Regions from separate parts of the Mus musculus genome. Here region 2 is linked to region 1. The links are chromatin loops, found by intact Hi-C in ENCODE. Cell type or tissue: heart. All regions are shown on one strand.

The links. Peaks named below come from ENCODE experiments on the same cell type or tissue, not always from the same donor. Only the 100,000 strongest peaks of a DNase experiment are listed, where the experiment ranks them.
Region 2: a loop joins it to region 1, with 2.0 times the contacts of the local background. A loop is called at or near these places in 2 of 42 quality-filtered maps.

What each region holds. Positions count from the first base shown.
Region 1 is chr12:3,691,822-3,699,821 of GRCm38, forward strand. The region is part of intron 9 of Dtnb (dystrobrevin, beta); the gene reads left to right. Among named protein-coding and RNA genes, the nearest start is that of Dnmt3a, 110 kb to the right of the region's middle. In heart, a CTCF peak has its summit at 4,116 (motif pointing right); no DNase peak of the experiment used is centred here.
Region 2 is chr12:3,866,587-3,874,586 of GRCm38, forward strand. It overlaps Dnmt3a (DNA methyltransferase 3A), which reads left to right. Exons shown (of 23, transcript NM_007872.4): 5 at 6,249-6,292; 6 at 6,696-6,842. Among named protein-coding and RNA genes, the nearest start is that of Dnmt3aos, 8.3 kb to the left of the region's middle. In heart, CTCF peaks have their summits at 4,387 (motif pointing left) and 5,268; DNase peaks (open chromatin) are centred at 2,215, 4,505, 5,295, 6,515 and 5 weaker places; H3K4me3 peaks cover 963 bases; H3K27ac peaks cover 6,705 bases.

The DNA.
Region 1 (8,000 bases):
GCAGGCGGTCATGCCTAGTCAGGTGTGGCTGCCAGAACCTAGGCTTTTGCCTAGAATCTCTGGTTACAGTAGAACTTTTACAGAGGGACTAGTATACCCTGACCATTTATCCAAATTTCAAAAATATGTGATTCTGGGTGTTGGGGATTTAGCTCAGTGGTAGAGGGCTTTCCTAGCAAGTGCAAGGCCTTGGGTTGGGGCCTTAGCTCTGAAAAAAAGAAACAAAAAGACAAATTTTTTTTAAAATGTGATCTGTATGAGCACATAAAGCATATCCGGAAGCTCGGCAACAGGGAGACATTAGAGCTGCCCTTCAGGAAGCACAAGTGAAGAGCCCTTTGCCTGATGTGACATGTCAGTTCATAATTAACTTTCATTTTGTACCATCTACCTGGTGTCAGATCAGTGTCTTGTTTATTTACTTCCTTCCTTATCGTATGGAAGGGGTGTGTGTGTGTGTGTGTGTGTGTCTGTGCAAGCGCATGCTATGCTATGCCATGTGAAGGTCAGAGGATAACTTTTGGGAGTCACTTCTCTCCTTTCACCATTTGCATCCCAGGGCAGGCCATCTCACCAACTAGATAAATATCTTTTAAAGATGTCTGAAATTGTATTTGAAAGAATAGCATCCTTGTGTTACGTATTCTTCAGCTGTGTGCCTTTGGCATTCTTTGAACTAAATACCAAGGGGCTTAGGGATTTCTTTAAATCTCCTGAGAATTTCTTGATGAACCAGTTTCATGGTTTCTGATCAGTTTCACAATTGTTCCATTGTATTCAGAATAACTATCCTATTTACTTTGAATCTTTGGAAAATAATGTCTCATATTTGGCCTAATATGCAAACTAATTCTGTAACAAGATGTCTTTACCTTTTTTTCTTTCTTTCCTTTTCTTTTTTTTTTTGTTTTGTTTTTGTTTTTTGTTTTTTGAGACAGGGTTTCTCTGTAACCCTGACTGTCCAGGAACTCACTTTGTAGACCAGGCTAGCCTCAAACTCAGAAATCTGCCTACCTCTGCCTCCCAAGTGCTGGGATTAAAGGCGTGCACCACCACGCCTGGCAATGTCTTTACCTTATCGTCTGTCTTTATCTTGGTGCCAAGCTAGGAAATGCACTCATGAAAAATGACATTTACAATGAAGCCAAAGATGACTAGGGATTACTGTGGAGGGCGGGGTGTCCTGGCAGGAAAAGGCATTGGAACCAGAGCCCTGATGCTCCAGAGGGGCTGCCAAAGACTCCTGGGCTGTTGCTGCTCATTGATGAGCATTATCCTGAATTGAAGATCTGTAGCCTTATCAAGTTTTCCGTTAAAAAAATTTAAAGATAAAAAACAAAAGCCCCACTGTCTGTCTGCTGAGATAAGGAGCAGGACTAGAATAAAAGAGGAGAGGCCAGCTGGAGAGGCACCAGCTGTGCAGCATTTGAGAAGCTGTAGTGCTGTGCACTGTTGTGGCCATGGACACAGTAGACACCTTAAGTTTAAGGCTGGTAAGAAGGCGCAGTGACCAGAATTCAGATCCCTGGATCCCATATAAAAGCCAGGCAGGCATAGCAGCTGCCTATAATCTCAGCTTCCAGGAGCCATAGAAGGGTGCCCAGGGCAAGGTGGCAAGCTAGAGTCGCTGGAATTGGTGAGTCCTGAGTTCAGCAAGAGACCATTTCTCAACAGGTAAAGAGTGAGCAAGGAAGACACCTGACATCAACTTTGGGGTTCTATAAACACACACATGTGTGTACCCATACACATATGAACACATGAAAACATACACATATGTGCTCAAATAAATACAGTTAAGTAGATATGGTGATTCATACCTTCAACCCTAGCACTTTGAGTCCGACAGAACGATTTTTGTGCATTCCAGACCAGCCTGAGCCATAGAGCAAGACTCTTTTACAACAAACCAAAACAAACCAAACAAAAAACTAAACTTACCAACATTACAGGGCAAGAATAAAATTAAAACTCCAAGGTCAGTGCTGTCTCAGGTGGGAAATGTGCTTGCCACCAAGCCTGATGACCTTCGTTTGGTTCTCAAAGCCAACAGTGTGAAGGAGAGAACTGATGTAATGGTGTCTTTTGATCTCTCTGTGTATGTGTGTGTGTGTGTACACATGTGTACATATGTAAGCACAAGTGCACACATGATAAATTAATTAAAAACAAACAAAGAGGCTGAACAGATGGGTCATTGGGTGGGGGCATTTGCTACCAACCTTGACAACTTAAGTTTGGTATTCAGAACACATGGTGGAATTCTCCTTCCAAGTTTCTTCTAATCTTCACTTCGTGTGCCATGCTGTGTCCCCCATCCCCAACAAAATAAAATAAAAATTAACAAAACAAAAAATTGTCCAAGGTTGGTATGGTAGCTCATGTCTGTAATCCTAGCACTTAGAAGGTTGAGACAGGAAAATTGCTCTGAGTTCTAGGACAGTTTGGTTATAGAGTGAGAGTTTGTTGTTTAAAAGGTGTGTAAGGCTCAGTAGAGAGGTAGAAGCAGAAAGATCCTGAGAGTTCAAGCTCAGCCTGATGTACACACTGAGTCCCAAGTCAGCCAGGGTTACCTAGTGAGACCCTGTCTTTAAAGGGACTGAGGAGGAGGAGGGAGAGGAAGAGGAGGAAGAGGAAGAAGTGGGAGTAATAGCAGTAGTAGTTGGTGATAGTGCACACCTTTAATCCCAGCACAGGAGGCAGAGGCAGGTGGACCTCTGAGTTTGAGGCCAGCCTGACTCTACAGAGCAAGTTCCAGGACAGCCAAAAGACATCTTGTCTCAAAACAAAACCAAACCGAAGCTGTGTGGGGTGGGGAGTGTTAAAGAGATGGCTTAGCTGATAAAGTGCAAACATGAGGACTTGAGTGTGGATCCTCAGAACCTGTAAGAAGCCAGATACAGTGACCTGTGCCTACAGTCCCCATGCTGGGGCGACAGGCAGATCCCTGAAGCTTACTGACCACCCAGTCTGACCAAACACTTGAGCTTCAGGTCCAGTGAGACCTTCTCTCAAACATTAAACAGTAGAAAATGGTCACTGAAAGACAGCTGCTGTTAACCTCTGACCCACCCCATGCACCCCACACACACAGAAGTACACACACTACATACACAACAAGCACACAAAATCTTACATTTTTCCACTATTGCATAACAAGAAATAATAGGTGTAGTGGCATACTTCTATAATCCCATCACTTAGGAAGTAAAAGCAGGAGGATCAGAGGTTTCATATAGCCTTAGCCAGCCAAGGCGACGTAAGACTCAGCCTCAAAAAATAAACAAGGAAAAATTAAAAACTGTGGTAGCAATTTGGGGTAGAAATTTAAGCTAATGATGAAATAAAGTATATTTGACCGTCTCATTGTTTGCATAGTATCAGGATTTGTTCAGGTTCTCAGACTTAAAGGTCAGATGTTGATACTGGGGACTCCCAGTGGTCTAGCTTTTTGCTTACTTAACCTTCACAGCAACCCTGATGGCATGTCTATCACCAGTCTGTTGAAAAGCCAAGTACAGCCTCAGTGAGGCCGAGTGACAGGAACAAAGGCAAGGGTGTTGGGGTTTGTGTCCACATCCCACCTTCCTTTCAGTCTTCCTTCCATCTCCTGCTTCCTGTTGTGCTAAGAAGCCTTTGGGGCAGAGATAGTCAACAGTTAAAGTGTAGTGTAAACCAATGGCACGTTTCAGAATCCAGAGGGATTGGTTGGACCATAGAAGGCAGCGGTGGAAAGTGACTGAAGGAAAGCGAAGGCCTCAGTTCTCTTTCTTGAAGTTTGTGATAATCAGTCACTCAGTTACCTCAGGATATTCTTTAATAACAATGTATATGAAACAGCTTGTAAGCAATTAGGATTCCATCAGTAAGTTAGAACTTTCAAATCTGTTCTTATATCGCAAAAATGTGTGCTCCAAAAGGCTTTGGTGTGCTCCAGAAGGCTTCGGCTCCCTCTCTGCTGAGCCCTAGGTGTGTAAGTAGTACCTGGGGCACTGGAGCACTTACATGTATTGAAGAATAAATGAATGAATGGCACAGTACATATCTTTTTGTTTTTGTTTTCTCCTTAGTCTTAATGTCTCCATGGTCATATCCCTACACCTTCCAAAAGCCTCCACTAGATGGCAGCCATAATTCCTTATGTCCTTTTAGGGGAGGTTGACACTATCAAGTAAACAAGGTTTCTAGAATCTCAGGGCTTGTATTCAAAACAAAACTAATTAATTAGTCTATCAGCACTCTAGCAACTTTTCTTCTAAGTCTCTGAAAAAATTCGTCTATCTTTTGGTCAAAACATTTTCATCCAATTTGCAGCTCTTGATGTCTTTGATAAACCTACTGTTGTAGTTCAAGCAATTTGTTCATGCTAAGGGTCTAATTATCTAGCCACAGAGTCCTTAAGCCTGATTTCTCTAATTAGAGGTTACTTCGAGTTTCACTTCAGTTTGTGGCTGGTTTTTTCTGACAGAGAGCAAACCAAACTGGGATTGCTTCATGTCTGTATTATTTTCATATTCTGACAAGAAGCGAAGGGTCATGTCCTTCTACTGCAACTAGGACTCATTGAGTTTGTAACAGAGCTGCCACACTGTAGTCCACAAGTGGAAGCCAGCCGATGGGACACTATCTGGGATTGACCTTCTTATTTTTAAATCATTAAAGATAATTTGGAGGAGGTAGTCTGTATACACATGTACATGTTTATGAAGGCAAGACTTCAGACCCAGTATGTTTTTTGTTTGTTTGTTTGTTTTGTTTTTATTGTTTGTTTTTTTGAGACAGGGTTTCTCTGTGTAGCCCTGGCTGTCCTGGAACTCACTCTGTAGACCAGGCTGGCCTCGAACTCAGAAATCCGCCTGCCTCTGCCTCCCGAGTGCTGGGATTAAAGCCGTGCGCCACCACGCCCGGCCAGGTATGTGTTTTTAATTATTCGCTACCTTATTCTTTTTTTTTTAAAAAAAGATGTATTTATTTATTTATGTATTTATTATAAGTACACTGTAGCTGTCTTCAGACACACCAGAAGAGGGCATCAGATCTCATTACAGATGGTTGTGAGCCACCATGTGGTTGCTGGGATTTGAACTCAGGACCCAGGAAGAGCAATCAGTGCTCTTAACTGCTGAGCCATCTCTCCAGCCCTACCTTATTCTTTTTTATTACATTTTATGTATTTTGTGTGTTCACATGAGAGTAAACTTTGTGAGAGCTGATTGTCTCTGCTGTGTGGGCACTGGCTATCGAACAGGTCGTCAAGCTTGGCAGCAGGTATCCTCCCCACTGAAGCCTCTCCCCAGCCTTCTACCTTATTTTTTGAGACAAGGTTGCTCACAGAACCTGGAACATGCTAATTTAACCAAAAGCTTTAGGGATCCTCCTGTCTCTCTGCCTCTCAGACATTGCAGCCGTGCACCACTCACCGCTCATGGCTGTTTACATTGATTCAGCAGCTATTGTGCCAACTGAGCCATCTCGTCAGCCCATAACAGTAAGTTGTAATTTATCTTTAGATTAATTTAATTCAAAAAATTAAATGGTATTAAATTATTTATAAAATAAAGATAAGATTTATTAAAAAGAATAACAAGCCATAGAAAGTAGATCATGTCTGTAATATAAGCACTGTGGAGCCTAAGTCAGGAGGATTGCTCAGTGACTGAAACCATTCTTAGCGAGGTGGGTTATATGAGGCATGCAGACACGCAGAGGTCAGGCTGATGTTGGGTGTCTTCCTCAGCTGCTCCCCACTCTGTTTCTGCGGAGGCAAGGTCTCTTGCTGAACCAGGAACTTTGCAATTCTGGTTGCTTAGCTTGCTAGCTTATTCCAGGGATCCACTGTCTTCACCTTCCAAACACTGGGATTACAGGTGAACCGTCATATATCCCCTGGTTTTCATGTGAGTTCTGGGCTTTTAACTCTAATCCTCATGCTTATATAGCAAGTATTTTACTTTCTTTTTCTTTTTTTGTTGTCTTTTTGTTTTGGGGGTTTTATTTATTTATTTATTTATTTATTTATTTAATTTTTTGGCAAGTATTTTTCATAACCAGCCATCTCCCTAGCCCCATGAATTTCCTGAGCCTCTAATCATACAGTCTTTACTTGTCCAGCACTGGGATTGTAGGCATAGACTACTGTACCTAGTTTATGTAGTGCTGGGAATCAAACCTAGTACATCATCTATCCTAGGCAAGTACTCAGCAACACAACTGTGTCCCCTGTCTGTCTGTCTGCCTGCCTGCCTGTCTGTCTCTGTCTTTCTCTCTCCCTCCCTCTCTCTCCCTCCACCCCTCTCTTTGAGCTCATTGGTCTGTCTGTCTTTTTGTCCATCCCCAGCACTGGGGTTACAGAAGTGCTGTCTGTCATGCTCAGCTTTTACATGAGGGGTGGGAGTCAGCACCAAGTTCCTCATGCTTGCAAAGCAAGAACTTTGCCAACTAAGTCATTTCCCCAGTTCTCTCTTTCTCTTCTTCCTCCTTTTTTAATTAGGTTAAAGACACATAAAATTGGGCTAGGGAGATGGCTGAGTGGTTAAGAGACTGGTTGTTCTTCAGAAAACCTGAGTTTAATTCCCAGCACATACATGATACCTCATGACTGTCTCTCTCAGGGGATCCAAAGCAGTCTTATGGTCTCTGAGTCCTCCACAACCATAGTACACAGACATACATATAGGCAAACACCCATACACATAAAATAAGATAAAAATGTTTAAGAAACACATAAAGTTATCTTAACAAATTTGAAGTATATGCATCATAAACATACCATAAAATTTGCTCATTGTGGCAAATTACATTACTTTTACTAAATTTATAGCATTTTTAACCATCACTACCATCTGGTTGCAGATATTTTCATCATCCAAAGAAGTGTCTGTCTTTTTTATAAATTGGCACTCACAGATCCAGCCCTGTCTTTGTTACTTTTCTATTGCTGCAAAGATATACCACAATCAAGGAAACTTATAGAAGAAATAGCTTACTATGGTTTGCAATTCATGAGGATTAGGGACCATACCATTGTGGCAGAAGGCAGACAAAGAAGGAAGAAGGCTGGAGCCTTAGCTGAGAGCTCACACCTCATATGTGAACACAGCAGATAGAGGCAGAGGCTAACTGGGCTGTGAGACCAAGTGGCACACCTTCTCCAGGAAGGTCACATCTCTTACTCCTTTCTCAACAGTTCCACCATCTGGGAACCAAGCATTCAGACATATGAGTCTATGGTGCCGTTCTCATTCAAACCACGGCAAGCCGTAAGACAACCTCCAGTCTGCAGGAGTTCCTCTTACCATGAAGAGTACATCTAAGTCCCCAGTGGGTTTGAGAAACTGCAGATTATACTAAAGCACTTGAATGTATGTGTGCCTGTGCATGCATGTGTTTATGTATGTATATGTATATGTGAATATACATTTAACATGTATGTTTGTGTGTACTTAGGGACTAAGAAGATAGCTCAGTGGGTAAAACGCTTGCTGACAAGCCTGAAAACTGGGATTGGATTCTCAGATCCCATATAAAAACCTCCAGACAGTAGTAGTAGTAGTAGTATCTCTAGTCCCAGAATACCCTAACCAAGAGACAGGTGGAGACATGGCTGGAAGATTGTGGGCCAGCTAGCTTAATACATGCTGCAGTGCTCCTCTGTACATCATCTCCTGAGTTCTAGAGATAAAGTTCAGGTTGCCAAGTTTGTAGGGCCCTGCTTTACCAGCTTTCTCTTCAACCTGGAAAGTTTCTTAATTAAAAATTTAAAGCCGGGCTTGGTGGCGCACGCCTTTAATCCCAGCACTCGGGAGGCAGAGGCAGGCGGATTTCTGAGTTTGAGGCCAGCCTGGTCTACAGAGTTGAGTTCCAGGACAGCCAGGGCTACACAGAGAAATCCTGTCTCGAAAAACCAAAAAAAAAAAAAAGAAAAAAAATTTTTAAAAAATATTAAAAGAATTGTTCTTTTTTTGGGTATTGTTTGGTTTGCCTATCAAAAATTTGAGTCT
Region 2 (8,000 bases), 170 kb after region 1:
TGGTTGTGTGCCTCAGTTTCCCTCCACTGCCAGCTGGTCCACTTGACTTTTAGACTTGACCTGCCTTGGCTCATGAGGCCCGCAGGTGCAGTGTTTACCTATCCCAGTGCAGAGGTCTTGCCTGACACACTGCAGTTTGGTTGACTCCATAGAAAACTTGGTTGTGACAGTGGACACTAAGGGGAGGCAGGAGGAGGAGGCCCTCTGCACACGGCCCTGCTCAGACCTCTCCATCTGCGGACTTTATAGCCCAGCCCTGGAATTTTGGAAAGTTGCCCACATTTCTCTTTCAGGTTAAGCCAGAGCTTTCAGGGCCAAGCAAGCTGTAAACATGTGAGTAATGAGGACAGCTAGCTTTTCGTGTTTGTACCGGGCTTCACAGTTTACACCTCGCCTCCTCCTCCATTATCACATTTGATCCTCCGGGGCCTGCCAGGTTGCTTTGCATATGTGCATTTTAATTTCAAGAAGTCTTCCTTCCAAGTGTGTATGATGGGATGAGTAAATTGATTAATTGGCATAACTTATTTTGTACGAATCCAAACCTAATATTTATGCAGAGGAGGGAACATTTCCAGAAAAGAGGTTTCCAAACTTATTTTGAAATCTCTTTCATTCATTATTCAGCAAATATTTAAGCTCTCTCTGAGGCACTTTGCATTTGTTGTTCTACTTTCTGTTCCAAACGATCTTGTTCAAGAGGTTTGATTAGCCCCCTCTTAACCAGGAAAAAAGTATAGCTTAGAAAGTGACTTGTAGCCGGGCGTGATGGTGCACGCCTTTAATCCCAGCACGCGGGAGGCAGAGGCAGGCGGATTTCTGAGTTCGAGGCCAGCCTGGTCTACAGAGTGAATTCCAGGACAGTCAGGGCTACAGAGAAACCCTGTCTCGAAAAACCAAAAAAAAAAAAAAAAAAAGTGACTTGTTTCTGGCCTCCAAACCTGGCCTCTGACTTTCAATACTTTAACTTTTTGTTCTTGGAATTTTTTTTTTTTTTTTAAGGGTCTCACTGTGTAGCCCTGGCTGGCCTGGAACTCACTGTGTAGACCAGGTTTCAAGCTCAGATATTTGCCTGTCTCTGCTTCCTGAGTGCTGGGACTAAAGGCATGCACTATCAATGCCTAGCCTAGACCTCGAACTTCTGATACTTCTTCCTCTACCTCCGGAGTTCTGGGATTGCACAAGTAGGCGCCACGATGTATATTTTATTATTTATGTGCGTGTGTGTGCGTGTGTGTGTGTGTGTGTGTGTGTGTGTGTGTGTGTGTGGCACTTGAGTATGCCACAGCATACATGAAGCGGCCAGAGGGCAACTTGTATTCTGTTCTCTCCTTCCATCGTGTAAAGCCCTGTTCAAACTCAGATTGTCAGGTCTGGCAGCAGGTACCTTTATTTCCTGAGCCATCTTGTCTGGCCGTCCCTGTTTTTATATGGTTCTCAGGCTTGGACCCAGGGTATCAAACCCAGGACTTCATGTATGCTGGGCAAAGCACTGTACCAACTGAGCTGCCTTTAGAACCCAGGACTGGTTAACCTTTACTCTTGAGCCTCTCCCCTCTGATCTGATGCTCTGTATCGTATGGATCTTGAACTGTCCAGGCCTCATAGGAGTGTTGAGAGCTCGTGAACAGAGAGAGAAGAGGAAGCAGAAAAGAGCCTTGGAATGAGGGGAACTATCTCCTCACTGAAGTCCTCAGCTGAGATGCAGTCATTGTCAGCTGACTGCTGGAACTGTGGCCAGACCCCATACGCCAACACACAGGACAGAGCCTCCAGGAGGCCACTGCCCACCTCTCTTGGATGTCTAGGGTCACCCAGGAGTGAGTCTGACCTGACTCCCCAAGGTCAAATGGAAGTTGAGACTCGGAGTGTACCTATCCTGCTCAGACTTTGTCTGAGTCCCCAACCCAGGTCGTCACCTCTTCTTGAACATTTCTTTACCTCTTAGACCTCTGCTGTTTGGTGGCCTCCCTTCATCTCTTCAGATCTGTTTCGCTGGCCTAAGAATTGTCAGAGCAGGACCACTTCCTCCCCACATCCGAAGCAGCTTCCAACCTCTCACCCCCCCTCCCAGACCTTGCGAACCCCTGGGAATCTAGGTGGAAAGTCATCACTTCCAATCACAGCCTGCCAGGTCAGCTGTGAGACGGCGGCCAGGAAAGCCTAGTTTGGCCACCTGCCACCCAGTGCCTGCCACATCCTTCCTCCTGGCTCTCTCCACTGCAGTCTAGTGGCTTCTGTCAGGTCCCTGATGCTCTGTTCTCACTTCTTCCCCCGCCACTGCTCCTGTGACAGGCCTCAGCACATCCCTTGATAATGACCAGACAGACAGGGCCAGCTTCAGTTCTCAAGTCCTGGCTGCTGTGGCTCTGTATCTGTCCCCTTGCCCCAGGAACACTGTCCTTCAAGCACAACAGCACATTTGGCTCTGCTGTCACTATTTTGTGTTGTTTTGGAGAGAGGAGGCTGGCCTAAAACTTGATAAGCGGAGTGTGACCTTGAACTCCTAAATTTCCATCCTGCTCCCAAATCCTGAGATTTGAGCACCATAGCAGTTACCGCAGTACTGGGCGTCTAACCCAGGGCTACTTGTCTAGTCCTCATGACACATTTGAAAGCACACAGTCTCTAGCCAACTGTGAGGTCCTTGAGGACAAGAGCCAGGTTTCTGTTCAGGATGGTTTCCACAGACCAGCACAAAACCTGGCACACACCAAACATGTCTAACGAACACTTGATGGCTGACTGAGTACCTAAGAACTTGGATGCAGACAAGGAAGCCCTGGAGATAAATAAACCCTCAAGGTCAAAGAGCAGCCTTAGAGCTTTGGCTCCATCCTGCCAGGTGGGAGGCACTGTCCTGGTACCTGCCTTGTTGTGATCCCAGCACCCTCGAGGTGCATTGAAGGAACACAGTATCTGGCTAGGAAAGGCACTGAGCTCTCTGAAATATGTGCCACTGTGAGCTGCAGGCATCCTGGAAACCCAGGTGCCTGCCTCTACTGTACAGTGTGCTCTACCCCACTGCTCAGGGTCCTCTGGCCAGCTGTGGTCCATAGTACCTGGGAAGCCAAGACGCAGAATCTGTAGCTCTCCCTCAAAGATCCTCATGCTTTCTGAGAGCCCTCTTCTCTCACTTCAGCCTTGGGCCATGTGAAGACGACCTGATTTTCTCTGCTTTTCTTATGGGGAAAAAAGTAGGGAAGGCAGGTGTGGCACCTCACACTTGTAGTCTCAGAACTTGATAGGTGGAGGCACGAGGGTCAGAAGTTCAGGTCACTCTTGTCTTATAGCTTTGGAGGCCAGATTAGGATACATAAAACCTAGTAACGGAGGAGTGGGCTGAGAGTCAGCCAAGGCTGCTCTGCTCAGAGTGAGCGTGAGGACAAACACGAGCCAGTAACCATGCTTAGAGTAAATCTAGCGCCTGCCCTGTCACCTGGATATTGTCTCACTGTAAAGAGAACTTGGAGTAGTCTTTACTGGATAGTCTCTGGCCAACAGGTTAAGTGCTTGAAGCCCCTGACCTCCTCTGTCCCCAGGACCTGAGGTAACTTGGAGTCATGTTCCTGTCCTCCAGAGCCACTCTGGAAGGCACAGGCACCTAGCCCAGGGACCCTGAGTCTGAGCCAGGAGCATATGGGAGTAAGAGCTCTGGTGTTCAGAGACAGACAGTTTGTGGTCTGCTGGCCAGACTGGAGAGGGGAAGAGTGTTTGCGTGAGCGCGTGCGTGCATGTGACTGACAGTGAGAAAGCTCATGTAGGTATGCGCAGTCTTTCAGGGAAAAAATTCCAGAAAGAAGCCAGTTGGAAACTTTTTCAAGAAGTCTCCATTTGGAAGACTCCGGGCCTGGATGACTGGCAAAGGACACAAGGGATAATGGTGGCAGTGCAGGTCAGTCAGAAGCCCTGAAATCCACTCACGGCCTCTGTTGCCTGTTGTGAAATATTTAGCAAACTCAACCATGTCTTCTTTTCAGGTAAAATTTTCTTGTAGTCTAATGAATAAATCAGGCCAAACAGTGGTGGCCCACACCTTTAATCCCAGCACTCAGGAGGCAGAGGCAGGTGGACTGCTGAAGTCAAGGCCAGCCTGGTCTACAAACTGAGTTCCAGGACAGCCAGGGCTACACAGAGAAACCCTGTCTCGAAAAAAACAAAAAATAAAAATAAAAAATAATGAATAAATCAGTCCTGGTAAACGTAGTTAAAAAACACTGGGGTAGGAAGGAGTGATATTCAGGAAACTCCTAGGTCCCGTACATAGTCTAATAGCCTGGGCCAGCTTGGATTCCTCACTCACTACCCTCCTCTGGCTGCTGCATGGTTGCTGCAGCAGCTGTTGCAGCCTCAGCAGGAGCCGCGATCCAGGGCAGGCACCCCCTTCTGGCAGCCTAGGTCATGGGCTGAGCACCGAGGTCCGAGGGAGGGGCTTGCCCTAGAGGTGGGAGGCCCAGAGCAGGCCTGAGGGGGAACCCCGTGGAAAGTGGGGAGCAGACTTGTGGGTGAGAGGACATGGAGGAAACGGGGAGGAAGAGACGTGGTGGATGAGATATGCCTTAAAAGGCCAACCACGTACCCTGTACTGGGAGGGCGTACACCCCCCACCCACACAAGGGTTACAGCCACCACGCTCCTCCCACACACCACCTCCACGAGGCCCAGCGACACGCCTGCCTACCACGGGGTTCACAGCCCACGGGGTAACCAGCAGGGGCTCTGCCCTCCCCTTCTTTCTCCCTCCCTCCCTCCCTTCCTCCCTTCAGCCCCTCTAGATGGAGCCCGGCACACGTGGCGATACAGAGCGTTCTGGGCAGGTGCAGAGAGAAACCTCAGGTCTGTCTGTTGACAGTAGGGGAAAGATCCAAGCTAAAGATTCAGAGCCATAAATGCTGTGGGTGGTTTCCACTTCTGAGCTAGGAGATGTACCAGGGGCTGTTTTTTTTCTGTTTGGGGCTCTTTGTTTTCGTACCCACCCACCTCCAACCCCCCACCCCATGCACACCAAGCTACATGAGCCAACCTTAGCGACCTTCCTGCTCTGGGCCCAAGCCCTGTATTTTCTCAGTCTCAAAGAAAAGAATTGAGGCACCTAGGTGAAGAAAGGCGGCCGAATTTTCCCTACTTAATAGGAAAAGCCATACAGCCAGCTGCCTGCCGCGGAGCTGCCGGGAGAGGAGCCAGAGAAGCGTGCAGAAATGGCAGGAAGATGTCACTGCCCTCGTGTCCGGCCTATGCGGGCACAAAGAGTCCTTCCTAAAGATGGCGCTGTGGAGACCGCTGCTCCCAGCCCAGATGTCCCTCCCAGGAACTGGGATCAGTGCCCAGTCCCGGAACTTTGAGAAAAGCCAAAGAAACAGAGAAACGTGTGCATCAGGGAGTTCCTTAGGGAAGGGAAGCATGCTGACAACGTACCTACTGTGCGCCAAGCCCTGTTCATGCACTCATTGCTCACACCAGTCCTTAGAACATGTCACTTTGGATCAGTGAGGACACAGCAGAGGTTGGGGGGGGGGGGTCATGGTGAAGAGGGGATCCAGACTTAGCTGGGTGGCACATACCTTTAATCCCAGCACCTGAGAGAGGCAGATCTCAGTGAGTTTGAGACCAGCCTAGGCTACAGAGCAAATTCCTAGACAGCCAGGGCTACATGGAACAACCCTGTCCCCATCCCCCACCCCCAAAAATCCTTATCTTAACCTGAGAAAGAGCCAGGAATGGAGGGCAGTTTCCATGTTGGTAGCAGGGCCATACCATTTAGAACTGTTTGTAATTGGAGCTGTTTCCTGGGGTCTATTCCCACTGGCCCATTGTCTGTGCCCCAACACCTTTTCCTACCCCATGAGAAAGGAGTAACAGCCTGGTTCCTTCAGCCCAACCCCTGCTCTGCCCCTCCACCCTCCTGCCCCTGCTCTGCCCCTCCTCCCTCCTGCCCCTCGCTCTGAGTGAGGGCTGGGGTCAAGCAGCAGGTGATGGCTACTTCAGAGCCCCTTTTGTGTACTTGAGACCAGGGTCCAAAGGCCAGAAGCCATGCCCCTGAGTTCTGTCTTCTTCCTGTGTTCTTGGGCCCGGAACCTGGACCAGGGTCTCTTTGCTCCAGGCCTTGCCTGGCACACGGGTATGGTCTGTGTGGACGGCACATGAACAAGCAAACACTAGGAGGACCCTGATCCCATGGAGGCCCCCAGGCTCCTCTGAGCCACCCCCGTGACTCCGTCAACAGTCCTCTTGTTCTTCCCTTTCCACAGGCAAAGAACAGAAGCAGACCAACATCGAATCCATGAAAATGGAGGCAAGTGTTTTCCTCACCCACAGGGGCCCTGTGGGTCCTGATTCTAGAAGAAAACCACCTCTCTGATGGACTGTGGCGAGTGTGTGTGAGGGGCCCGAGGGTGGGTCCTGCCCCATCTTTGGTTGTTCCTTGTGAGAGGGAGAGGAAGTGGGGGTGGAGGTTGGAAGTCCCCTAGTGAGGCAGCCAGCTCATCCCCCTCCAGAGGTCAAGCACTTCCCCTCTCTGCCTTGTTCATGAGTCCCTGCCAACTCCTAATCCCTCCTCAGAGGGTCAGCCCCTCTGGCCAGGAACCAGAATTTCTATACTCTGGGATGAGTGACCCCTCTCAGTTTCCCCTCCAGGAGGAATGAACCCTGCAGAGTACCTGTGCCCACCTTAATACCTGCCTGTCTCTCTGTCCTAGGGCTCCCGGGGCCGACTGCGAGGTGGCTTGGGCTGGGAGTCCAGCCTCCGTCAGCGACCCATGCCAAGACTCACCTTCCAGGCAGGGGACCCCTACTACATCAGCAAACGGAAACGGGATGAGTGGCTGGCACGTTGGAAAAGGGAGGTGAGACGCCTTTTATCCTTGATGCCAAGTGTGGAACTGGCAAACCAAAAGCCAGTTCCAGCCGCCCTCTGGGACTTTTGTTGGGCTGTAGCTGAGACTGTTTCCCCCTACGGTTAACTCCTAGTGCTTCCAGGAACTGCTACTAGGCAGTATGAAGTTCAGTTGTCCTTTATCTTGTTATGGGTGCTAGCTGTGCATGAGGTAGTATGTGCACACAGGCAGGCTCTGTGCTTACGCGCTCTGGCAGCTGTGGATGGAGTTGATGTTCTTTCTGATGGCTGAGGACAGAACCAAGGGGAATCGGCGGCTCAGTGGGACCTGCAGTGCATGGGCAAGGCGGGTCTCTTGGAAGAGGTAACATTTGCATTGTGTAAGTGTCTAGAGAAGTGTGGACAGTGAAAGAAATGACTCAGGTGCAGGTGACAGCCATGGCGACAGGCACTTCCACTGGATTTTGGCGATGGGATCAAGGGCATGTTGATAGAAAGGTCAGAGAACTGCTACAGCCAGTACTGTAGGTCTGGCCTGGGCTGTTGCCTCTGATGGGAGGACTGGCTGGTGGGATGGCGCGTTCACTGTGGGATGCCAGGGAGCTGGAGGCTGGGCTTGGGACTGCAGAGACCACGGTGTGAGAAGGCAGGGTCTGTGGGGCCTACTCAGTAGAGGGCGGAGAGGCAGAGGCTCAGAATTTCATGCCCAGAGATGCCAACGATTTGGGGCAACGAGAAAGGAAGAGCAGCAGCCGTGGGGCTGAGGTTCCCAGGAGAGGTGCGTGTGGGCGAGTGGCTTTCTCATACAGTAGCCATGCATGCAGGCTGGGGCCATGCCCCAAGGTAGTCAAGCCTGAGAGAGCTGAAAGCAGCCCAGAGCTGGGAAAGGGAAAGGGGAAGCCACATAAAGATCTAGGCGTCCATTAGTCCCCTAAGGTCAGCTTTGGGAAGGGAGGGTGGTGGGTACCACGCCCACAGGGAGGGAAGGAAGCAGGGTTTTGACCTCAGACTATATGACAGTATGTGCTTGCTGGTCCTGGAGAAAGTTCCAAGCAAGGGGAGGGAAGGGTCATGGTTCTGGCTGCTTTATTGTTTCCAGTTCCTTTGGGATCCAGGAAGGCAGAAAGCATGCTTCTGAAAGTCTGGAGAAAGGGCAGCTCGGTCAGGG